Linked DNA regions of Homo sapiens: region 1 is linked to region 2. A link is a loop called in an ENCODE intact Hi-C map of the cell type or tissue named here. Cell type or tissue: Caco-2. All regions are shown on one strand. Links, peaks and the distances in the headings refer to the core of each region. The heading gives the core; the rest is flanking DNA. Region 1 has its middle 150 kb from the start of MIR466. Region 2 has its middle 160 kb from the start of STT3B.

Region 1 (5,385 bases), core at 150-5,149, 58 kb after region 2:
AGCAAGAGTGACCTTTATTCCAGTTCCCAATAAGTTCCTCATCTTCATCTGAGACCACCTCAGTCTGGCCATATCTATCCATATCACTATCAGCATTTTGGTCAAAACCATTTGACAAGTCTCTAGGAAGTTCCAAACTTCCCACATCTTCCTGTCTTCTTCTGAGCCCTCCAAACTGTTCCATCCTCTGCCTGTTACCCAGTTCCAAAGTCGCTTCCCCATTTTCAGGTATTTTTATATTAATAGCAGTGCTCCACTCTCCTGGCACCAATTTTCTGCATTAGTCTGTTCTGACACTGTCATAAAGAACTATCTGCGATGGGTAATTTATGAAGAAAAAGGCTTAATTGACTCACAGTTCTTCAGGATTAACAGGAAGCATGACTGGGAGGCCTCAGGAAAGTTACAATCATGGCAGAAGGTGGAGGAGAGGCAAGGACCTTTTTCTCATGGTGGCAGGAGAAAGAGAGAAAGAGCTAAGGGGGAAGTGCCACACACTTTTAAACCATCAGATCTCGTGAGAACTCACTCAGTATCACGAGAACAGCAAGGGGAAAATCCATCCCCATGATCCAGTCACTTCCCATGAGGCTCCTCCTCTGGCATGTGGGGATTACAATTTGACATGAGATTTTGGGTGGTGATCCAGAGCCAAACTATATCAGTTTGTTACCCAACAACAGTAACCAGAACACCTTCATTTTGTGTTCTTCTCAAATATAATTTATTTCTGCCCTTTTAGTGACTGACATGACATATTTGTACTGTGTGGTGATCCCAGGGAAAGATGACTCAGCAAATTAATTTTGAAATGATTATAATGTAGCTTTTCTAAAAATGTTGCTGTTTTACAGTGGTAGTAGCCGGGGATTCAGGTCTTCTTCTATCTCTCCATTGATGGCTCTGGAGTCTGTAATGCTCCTCTGGTTGTCTTCACTGATGGATGGATCTTCACACCAAGATTTGGGCGATTTATACAATGTGATGGGAACACAGTATAATCTTTATAGTGCTTCTCTTCTAAGAGCTTCTAAAAGTAAGTACTCATATATATATATATTTATCTTCCCTAGATTTCTGTGATGCTCTGACTTTTAGAAACACTCCCTTCTCTCACCTTTACTTACCCCAGGATTTTCCAAACTGTGTTCTGTAGAACCCTGTTCCCTACAACATTAATAGGTTTTCTGCAGAGACAAATTAGTTTGAGAAACACTGAATACTTTACTATTCTCTTGGAGATTGATGAGGCTTATTAGCATCTGAGAGTCTTGCAGGAAAGAAACTGGTTTTAATTATTTATTCATTTGAACAGTATTTATTGAGTCCTTATTGTGATTCAGGCTTTGTGCAGATGCCAGGTATACAGCAGTGAAGAAACATACATGGTTCCACCCTGAACAATCTGGGGGGTGGGGTAGATAGCTAATTTCTAATTACAAATTGTAATGACTATTCTGAAGGAAAAGAACTGTGGACCACAAGAGAGAATGGTGGGGCACTTATATTAGAGTGAGTGATAGGAGGAAGTGATGTTTAAGCTGAGACCTGATCGAAGAGTTGGGTTGGCCAGTTGAAGAATGTTCTAGGCAGAAAAACAGCACAGATAAAGGCCATGAGGCAAGGAAGATATTGGCAATGAGAATAATGTTGGCCATTTCAGCAATGGAGCCAATGAGAAAAGGCCAGTGGGGGTAAAGGAGAGTGGAGGGTGGGTTAGAACAGTCCCTTCCAAATGGTAGTTGGCAGGTGCTAGGGAAGCCTGCCTGAAAGGGGAGAAAGCCCAGAGTGCAATGATCATGTGTATGTAGCTGCTAAAGTGATAGCGAGGCTGGTAAGAACACATCAAACTTTAATGTGCATACAAATAAAATTCTAATTCAGTAGGCGTGGGGTGGGGCCTGAGACTGAATTCTGCTAAACTCCCAGGTGATGCCAATGCTGCTGGACTACAATGTGAGAGGTAGGAGTGATAACTGCCTTCCCTGCCAGCCCCTTTCCTTCTGCCACCATTCCCGACTCTTGGGCTCCTCATACCTGCTTCAAGTGGTTTGGAACATAAATCATGCATCTGTCCTGCCCTGGTCTATGGTAATTGTACCTTTTCAGGCTCAAAAAATTGTCTTGTTTATCTCAGTCTTACCTCTAGCTCCAAGTCCAATTAATGATAAAGGTTCTAAAATTTCTTTTGCTAAAGTTTAGCGAATTTTAACTGTCGTAATTCAATTCCACACGTCACAGCTCACGTAATGATTTGTAGTGGTTGTGGCGGTAGGAAAATCCAGAAGAAACCTTCTTAAAACTTTAATCTGAGATGCCTGTTTATTCCCTTGGGATGGATAGCAAATACCAGCATGTGTGGTCACCTTAGAGTAATGGAAAGACAGTTCATAGTGTGCCCATGCTGAACATCCCTAATATGAAGGTGGAGTGGGGGCCTGTGTCCCTCCTCACTTAGGATTTTAAGGCCTGTTGCACTTAGAGATGAGAGGATCTGGGTTGATGGATATCTTAGGTTAGGTTCTTCAAAGGCAGTCCCTGAGCTGCCTTGGTTTGTGTGCCAAGTGATATTTTCAGGAAATGCTCCCAGGGGAACCCAGTAAGAGAGTGAGGCAGCAGGACAGGAAAGGAGAGAAAAACCAAGCAGTTGCACAATCTCAGAGTTCTACAGAGAAGAGCTTCAGGCTGGGTCTGCATGTGAGCTCTGGAGGGGAAGATCTGCCTCAGCACTGTCCCTAGTTAAGGCGCCCACACCCATGCATCATTGGTGAAGGGTCAAGGGTGGAAGCACAAAAATTATCAGGCACTTTAAACTTTCTGTCCGTGGGGGCAAAATGGGCTTCAGTAGTCTAAGGGCAGCCATCCAAGAAAGATCATCAGGTGCTGTCTGCTGGAAACACACACACACACACACACACACACACACACACACACACTGAAGGCAGGAACATAAACACGGTAAAAATGGATCTGATCTGAAGAGATCTGAGGGGCACTGATGTTATCTGCTATAATGAGAACAGGAAAAGGCATTTTTCTGGAAAGGTCATGTTGAGGACAAGGGGCCTTTGATGCCTTTGTCAGAGGTGTTTGAACCAGAGTGACTCCATCTTGAATAGGGTCTAGATAAAATGAGGCTGAGACCTGTTGGGCTGCATTCCCAGGAGGTTAGGCATTCTTAGTCACAGGATGAGATAGAAGCGTGGCACAAGGTCACAAAGACTCTGCAAGGACCCTGTAAAAACTCTTTACAACAAGGTGAAGTAAAGAAGCCGGCCGAAACCCACCAAAACCAAGATGGCCATGAAAGTGATCTCTGTTCTCCTCGCTGCTCATTATATGCTAATTATAATACATTAGCATGCCAAGAGACGCTCCCATCAGAGCCATGACAGTTTACAAATGCCATGGCAACATCCAGAAGTTACCCTGTATGGTCTAAAAGGCAGAGGAGCCCTCAGTTCCGGAAATTGTCTGCCCCTGTCTTGGAAAACTCATGAATAATTCACCCCTTGTTTAGCATATAATTAAGAAGTAACTATAAGTGTACTCAGTTGAGCAGCCCATGCTGTTACTCTGCCTGTGCCATCCTTTCATCTCCTTACTTCTCTAATAAATGTGCTTTCACTTTACTTATGAACTTGCCCCAAATTCTTTCTTGGGTGAGATCCAAGAACCCTCTGTCAGGGTCTGGATTGGGACCCCTTTCTGGTAACAGCTTCATTCTACTGGTGTGGCTAACCCAACTGTCCCTGAACATCCTTTCTAGGTAGAACTTGTACTTTTCCTACCAATGGCCTTTGATTGTGTACTTCTTCTCAAAATAACATTCTCTACTTTGTACTTAAGAAGTTGAAAACTTTTTATAAATTCATCTTAATTTTTGCAGAGAGTTGGCAGACAAAAAAATCTATTATTGTGTCATTTATAAAAACCTTAATGAAAAACACGAAGAACAGAATGATTACAGAGGTGATTCAGCAACACATGGTTAAAGTTGTCTTATCACTTGTTTCATCTATTTAATATTTTTTCAATTTCTTATTTTTCTCCAGTAGATGTATTTAGTGCACATTCTTAGCTAGGAACCCTTTATTTGCTTGTTGAAAACTAGAATAATAAAGATGCAAGGTGCCTTCTTTAGGATGAGAAAATTGGCATTTGGCAACCATCCAACCTGTCTCCAGCTTCTCCTTGCTGCGTATATTATTCTGTGTAGCTTATATTTAAACAATGGGACAATGTGGTGAGGGGCTGGTCTGTAGTTTAGATCTCACTCCCTTCACTTCAAATGATACAGTCTGTTGGAGCCAGTTATCTAGGTCTTTCCTCTTCTTATTGTATGCATGTTAGTTGCGTGTTTTAAGTTTTTCACAATATGTTGGAACGAAGATAATTTCTACATATTTGAATAAAATTTGTGACATGCAGAAAAAAAGAAATTAGGCCAGGCCCAGGGGCTCATGACTGCAATCTCAGCATTGTGGGAGACTGAGGTCAGAGGATCACTTGAGGCCAGGAGTTTGACTAGCCTGGGCAATATAGCAAGTTCCTATGTCTACAAAATGTAAAAACAAAAAAACAAAAAACAAAAAAAGGAGTTAAAACTTTAAAAATTAGATGCAGTTCTGTTGAACACAAAAAATTCAGACTTCAAGATCAATAGAACATTTTGTGATGCACAGATACTGTAGATTCTGGGACTTGACCATTCTGAAGTCATTTGTAAAATAAAAGAGGTCAGGGGAACCTGCATTATCAGCTTAAATACAGAAGAGAGTTTGAACCAATTCTTTCTTAAATCTGGTAGAATTGTTGAAGAAAATGAACAGTTTTAAAATAATTTTATCAAGTTTAACACTTGTTAGCAATTCACTTTCAGTCTAAGATAATTTCAAACTAAATGTAGGTCCTTTGTCAAGGCCAGTACTGTCCAATAGAAGTCTGATAGGAACCACATGTAATTTTAAATTTGCTAGTAGCCATGTTAAAACAAAGTAAGAAGAAATAGGCTGGGAGCATTGGCTCATGTCTGTAATCTTCTCAGCACATTCGGAGGCCAAGGCAGGCAGATCGCTTGAGGTCAGGAGGTCAAACAACATGGTGAAATCCTGTCTCTACTAAAAATAAAAAAATTAGCTGGGCATTAGGTGGGTGCCTGTGATGTCAGCTACTCGGGAGGCTGAGGCAGGAGAATCACTTGAACCTGGAAGGCAGAGGTTGCAGTGAACCAAGATCCTGCCACTGCACTCCAGCCTGGGTGACAGAGCGTGACTCTGTCTCAAAAAAAAATAATAAATAAAAATAAAAAGTAAGAAGAAACAGGTGAAAATAATTTTAATAAGATTTAATTTAAACCAATACAACTAAAATATTATAATTTCA
Region 2 (5,385 bases), core at 184-5,183:
ACTAGAAAGTGGTGGCACCCAGATTTGAGTGCAAATATTCTGACACCAATCTCTGCTCTTAACCACTTATTAATTCAACAAATATTTAATGAGCATCTATGATGGGCCAGGCACTGTTCTAGATGCAGGGGATACAGTGGTACAGAAAGACATACTTTCTATCCTTATGGAGCTTTCATTTTATTGTAAATAAAACCCCACAATGTTATATAATAAGTAAATTTTATTGTAAAAGAACTGATTTTAAAAAGAACTGATTTTAAAAAATGTATAACTATTTTATAAAAAACATGTAGTAATAACATATATATAATAACAGTTTGATGTTAGTAGTGATACCACTATCACTGTACCACACCGTCTCATGACAGAAATGGAACCCAAAGTAGCGGAATCGGGGTGGCAAAGAGCTTGGCCTGGAGTCCGTGCAGGGATAGGTGGATGACACTGCTGCAAATGGGACTACAGAGAGGAGACTTGCTAGAGCCAAGTTTCCAGAAGCGAAACCTGGCCCAACAGTGCTGGTTTTGACCAGTGCTTCATCAAGAGCAGATCAGAGGTAAGTGTACGTGATACTGCCAAGGCATGGTGGCTCTAGGGCAGTGACCTGGCCCAGACCCAATTCCAAGGTTCTATAGTACTGACAGAACTGGCACTAAGCTCTTTTTTTCCCTGAAAGTCTGACATGTAGTTGAAGATATGCAGTGAGGTTCTGAGTTGGCTTGAGCTATCTTTTTCTGTTTCCTCTCTACTCTCAGGGGTATGGTCAGAGACAGGAATTTATATGGTGCTGTCTTTTGAGAGGCTTTTTGTTAATTACATGAGGTTAGATCTCAATACAGATTTTAGAGACCTAAGCCTTACAGTCCCACAGAGAAGGGTCATGGGTTTTACCAAACATCATAAACTTGAATTGGGAGCTTTTGTTAAATAGGGGTGGGACATTTTCTTGGGATGAAGAAAATAAATAATTACTGCCCATCAGAATAAAAGAAGACAATATAAAGGTCTGTCTTCATAACACTTTGTGTTTAATAATCAGGTTTGCTCAGGGAATTAGGAGGAACTGAATTTATTTAAATTATGTGTTGATCTTACTATTAAAATAGGAGCAAGTGGAAGAATGAAATAAAAATAAAGGAAGACATCTGATTAACGGGGAGAAGGGAGACGTTTCTTTAGGAAAATGATTAAAGTCTTAGCATATAGTCTAGACAAATATGAAAGAGAAGAAGTTCTTGGAGGCCAAATTCGACATATCTGAAACTGGACAGGAGAAGCACATCTATCTAGCTGCTCCTGTCTGATGAAGGGATTGCTATACAACTGCTCTAAGATCAGAAAAGATAATTGATCTCAGGGAGGAGATGAGTGTGATTCTCTAGAGGGTTCCTGAAATTAGGAAACTATTGAGGAATATCTCTATAAAACTGCAGATAGATATTCCCTAATAAGAACACATGGGTAAGCACCCCTTGAGGACTGAGACAGCTACGCACAATATTTGGACAAATGTGAATGAGGAAGCCTGAGAAGCCAGGATAAAATACTGAAGGCACTGAGTCGCAAATTGGAAAATTGTACAGTTATCATAGATGGGGAAGCAGGAATTGCCTGTGCCTGACGAAACCTGCCAGGAAAATTTATGGAATTATGATCCCCCCCAGGGGAACTCACAGGGCAAATAAGATGTACTACTAGAGAGCCAGGCAAGATAAAAATAAATTGAGGTCAGTCCTGAGTTGGATATTGATCTGATGAGATGATGCCTCCTGAGTGGTATTATACAACTCAAGCAGGTGAAGATAAACAAGCTTTGTTTGAAAATGGCATGCTTTGAAAACTGTTCATTCCTTGACTTGGCATCAGACACTCTGGAGAAACCCAAAAGAAAAAAAATCTAGAGGAATAAGTTAGAAAGACAAATGTCTGGGCCAGAAAAGCAATGTGAAAGCAAACAGAAGGAAAGCACCATTCCAGCAAGCAGTGTTCATACTATTCTCAATAGGGAATGATAAGGTCAATTAAGAAACAGGCCAGACTGCTGAAATCTCAGCTAAGATTCAGATGGGAAAAGAAGGACACAGAATAGTGGAGGCCTATCACCCCTGCTACGGTTGGAATGTTTATCCCCTCCGTAACTCATATTGAATCTTAATCCCCAATGTAGCAGTAAAGGCAGGGCCTTTAAGAAGTAATTGGGTCATGAGGGTTCTGCCTTCATGAATGGATTAATCCATTCATGGACTAATGAATTAATTGGTTAATAGATGAATGGGCTGTCATGGGAGTGGAACTGGTGGCTTTATAAGAAGAGGAAGGGAGACCTCAGTTAGCACACTCAGCCACCTTGTCATGGGATACCCTACACTGCCTTGGGACACTGCAGTAAGTCCCCACCAGCAAGAAGGCCCTCACCAGATTCAGCCCCTTGATGTTGAACTTTCCAGCTTCCAGAATCATAAGAATTTTTTCTTTATAAATTACTTAGTTTCAGGCATTATGTTGCAAGCAACAGAAAATGGACTAAGACAATGCAGAAAATACATGGAACTGAAGGAAATGTTAAAGGTCTGGAACTTTCAAAAGCAGAAGAAAAACAGGTTTTCCACGAGCATAAAACTGAGATATGGAAGCGATTTGTTTGTTTAGTGACTTTCCTGAACTAATTTGGTAAAGTCTACATTCTTTATTGTGTGTGGCTGCTGAAGTCTTTGCTCAATGAGCTTAGAGATTAGCTAATGATTGCATAGAGACTTCCTTCAATGCTTTGAACCAATAAATTTCCCAGCCTTTGCAGAGGAACTCTGTGTGCATATCAGGACATGCTTTCAATGCTCAAGCAGTAGCCTTTACTTCAGACTTCAGCAGAACTTCAAGATAAGCCAGAGATGAGAGTTTGGAGTGTTCTCAAGGTTTTTTTCTGGCTGTGTGTGCAGTCCTGGGCATGTGGACAGCCCTGAACTTATGAATGGGCTTCTAAATTTCCAGGATGTTGTCAGCGCTTTTCAAAGCTCCTTATGGACTTTGCTTTTCCTTTTAAGTTTCTTGGTCAGTTTGTTGATTGCCTATTATTGCCACCTCAGGCAGCTGTGATAGGAAACAATTGCTGCTGATTGTTTTTGCTAAATGTCCTCAAGGAAAAGGTTGTTCACACTAAGTGAGCTCCAGTCAGGTCATATAAAGACCTGCTAGTGAGAGTTTCCAAGAAACTGCCAGAGAGGTCAAATAATGACAATTCTCTGAATTGGTGATTTTGGAGAGTGCCTGTCTGCTTCCTCCAGTGGCTGCTAGGCTTCTAGTTTTTGCTGTGATTACAAACTGTTTATTTTCAAGCCTTCTGGGTAGCTAGGAGAGGGGAATGGGAATAGGGCAAGTTAAAATATCACATAGCTTGCTGTTCTTACTGAGTCAGCTCTTTTTCTTGAATAAACACTCCTTGGATTGTTATGAGCCTTTGGTTAATTTCCAGAGTTCTGAAAAAGTTGATTTTTACAATTTGCTAGTGTTCTCATTGCTTTTATGGAGAAACAGATTTTCAGAGGTCCTTATTCCACCATTCCCACTGACATTCCTCTTACAGAGTTGTTTTTCCAGTTCCTGAACCATGTGGCTAAATCATTAGCCATTGCTCAAGAATCGAGGTGGATCCATTTCTTTTACCATATTTCTGTCTGGCAAAGTGGATATCAAATGTGCTATTAAAGTTTTGCCCAGGAATGGATTCTTCAATATTTTTCACACTTCAGAGTGAGTCAGCAATATTTCCTTCTGGCTCAGGCTAGAATACTGTATAGACCATCTGTAAACCAGACCTAAGTTTTATCTTCCTTAGTCAAATAGTCACAGGAAACTTCCATGGGGCTGTTGGTATGGATTGAGCATAAACAACAATGCAGCAAGAGTGGTTACCATGGGAGTCTAAGCCCATGCAACTTACTTGTGGCTTCAAAATCTGGTTGAGCCTGATCTTGGATAAACCACGTGGATTGCTGCTGTGTACATCCAACTTTACAGTTGGTGGGTCAGATAATGATGAGAAGTTAATGTTGGGTAGGTCAGACACCAAGGTCACTTGATACCCCTTGGTTGGATGCTCAGTCTCTATTAGGGTATATTAGTGAGCCAAAAGCTATGTCTCAAAATCAGAATAATTATTGACTGAAGAAGGCAAGAAAGCATTTTAAATTCTGTGAGTGTGTCCTTGAATTCTCCTATTGGAGTTTACCAGAAGTCTCATTGTGTTTCTATTTGCTACGGCACCCTGAGTACCATTGTAACTGCTGGACCATGTGGCCCAAATGGCAAAACACTTTGTATTGCATCCTGTACTTATCATATAGCTTTCTCTTGCTCTGGGCCCCAATAAATAATGGCATCCTTATGTGTTATTTTATAAAGGTAACATGCTGTATTTTGCCTCTAAAATTTAAAAAGTCCCAACAATTATTGTGGCTCCTTAGTGGTGGGTTGCACGAAGTATAGAAATTTGTCTTTCACTTTAAAGGGACTATGCCACCATGTCCCAGACCCATGCATCCCTGAGAACATCACTTAAGAGATACCCGGCTCAGTGGGATTTATCTTTCATCCCCTGACATGCCTGTGTCTTACTTAGATTATTCCAGAGTAGAAAGTACTTTTTATTTTCCAATTTCAGGCAAGACATCATCAATATAGGGACCAACGTGGCACTCTAGAATGTCTGGATGATCAAGTTCCCTCAGGCTAGATAATGAGCAGGAGAGTTAATACAAACCCGAGAGTATGTACTGCTGTACAGACTGCACATCTGTACCAATGCATGATCTTTTCTTAACCATTTAAGAAATTTAAATCAATGAATTATTTTAAAAAGGTAACACAGGTGTATGATGCAAAATTTAAAATGTGCAAAAGCATTGGCAGATGAAAATGGGTTTCTCTGCTACTCTACCCCCTCATCACTCAGTTCCCCTTTCTAGGGGTAACCAGTATTTTTAATTTTTTGTCTATCTATCCATAAACAATGCCTTAAAGAAAAGAAAAATACATACACACAAATACATAGTTATATATGTGTATATAAACATAACTGTCTATATATACAAACAGACACATACACACATACATACATATCTTTGTAGTACAACACCTTGGAGGTCATTCCACACAAGTTCTCGTAGAGTTCTTTATAATGGTTGAAAAGTATCCACTCAGTGGATATGCTTTAATTTATTTAATCATTTCCCAGTTGAATTGGATAGTTTTCCATTTTTTTCACCATTAAGAGCAGTGACAAAATGGATATCTTTTATGTATATGTCTTTGTGCACATACATGCTTATATCCACAGGGTAAATTACTTTAAGTTCATCCATTTATTTTTAATTTAATTTGAATTCT

What was found. A loop is a pair of places that touch in the nucleus more often than their neighbours do. Peaks named below come from ENCODE experiments on the same cell type or tissue, not always from the same donor. Only the 100,000 strongest peaks of a DNase experiment are listed, where the experiment ranks them.
Region 1: it touches region 2 in a loop (4-fold over the local background); 1 of 110 quality-filtered maps calls a loop at or near these places.

Annotation. Positions count from the first base shown.
Region 1 is chr3:31,309,860-31,315,244 of GRCh38, reverse strand. No RefSeq gene overlaps it. Among named protein-coding and RNA genes, the nearest start is that of MIR466, 150 kb to the right of the region's middle. In Caco-2, for the core only: no CTCF peak of the experiment used is centred there; a DNase peak (open chromatin) is centred at 3,134.
Region 2 is chr3:31,368,297-31,373,681 of GRCh38, reverse strand. No RefSeq gene overlaps it. Among named protein-coding and RNA genes, the nearest start is that of STT3B, 160 kb to the left of the region's middle. In Caco-2, for the core only: no CTCF peak of the experiment used is centred there; a DNase peak (open chromatin) is centred at 2,811.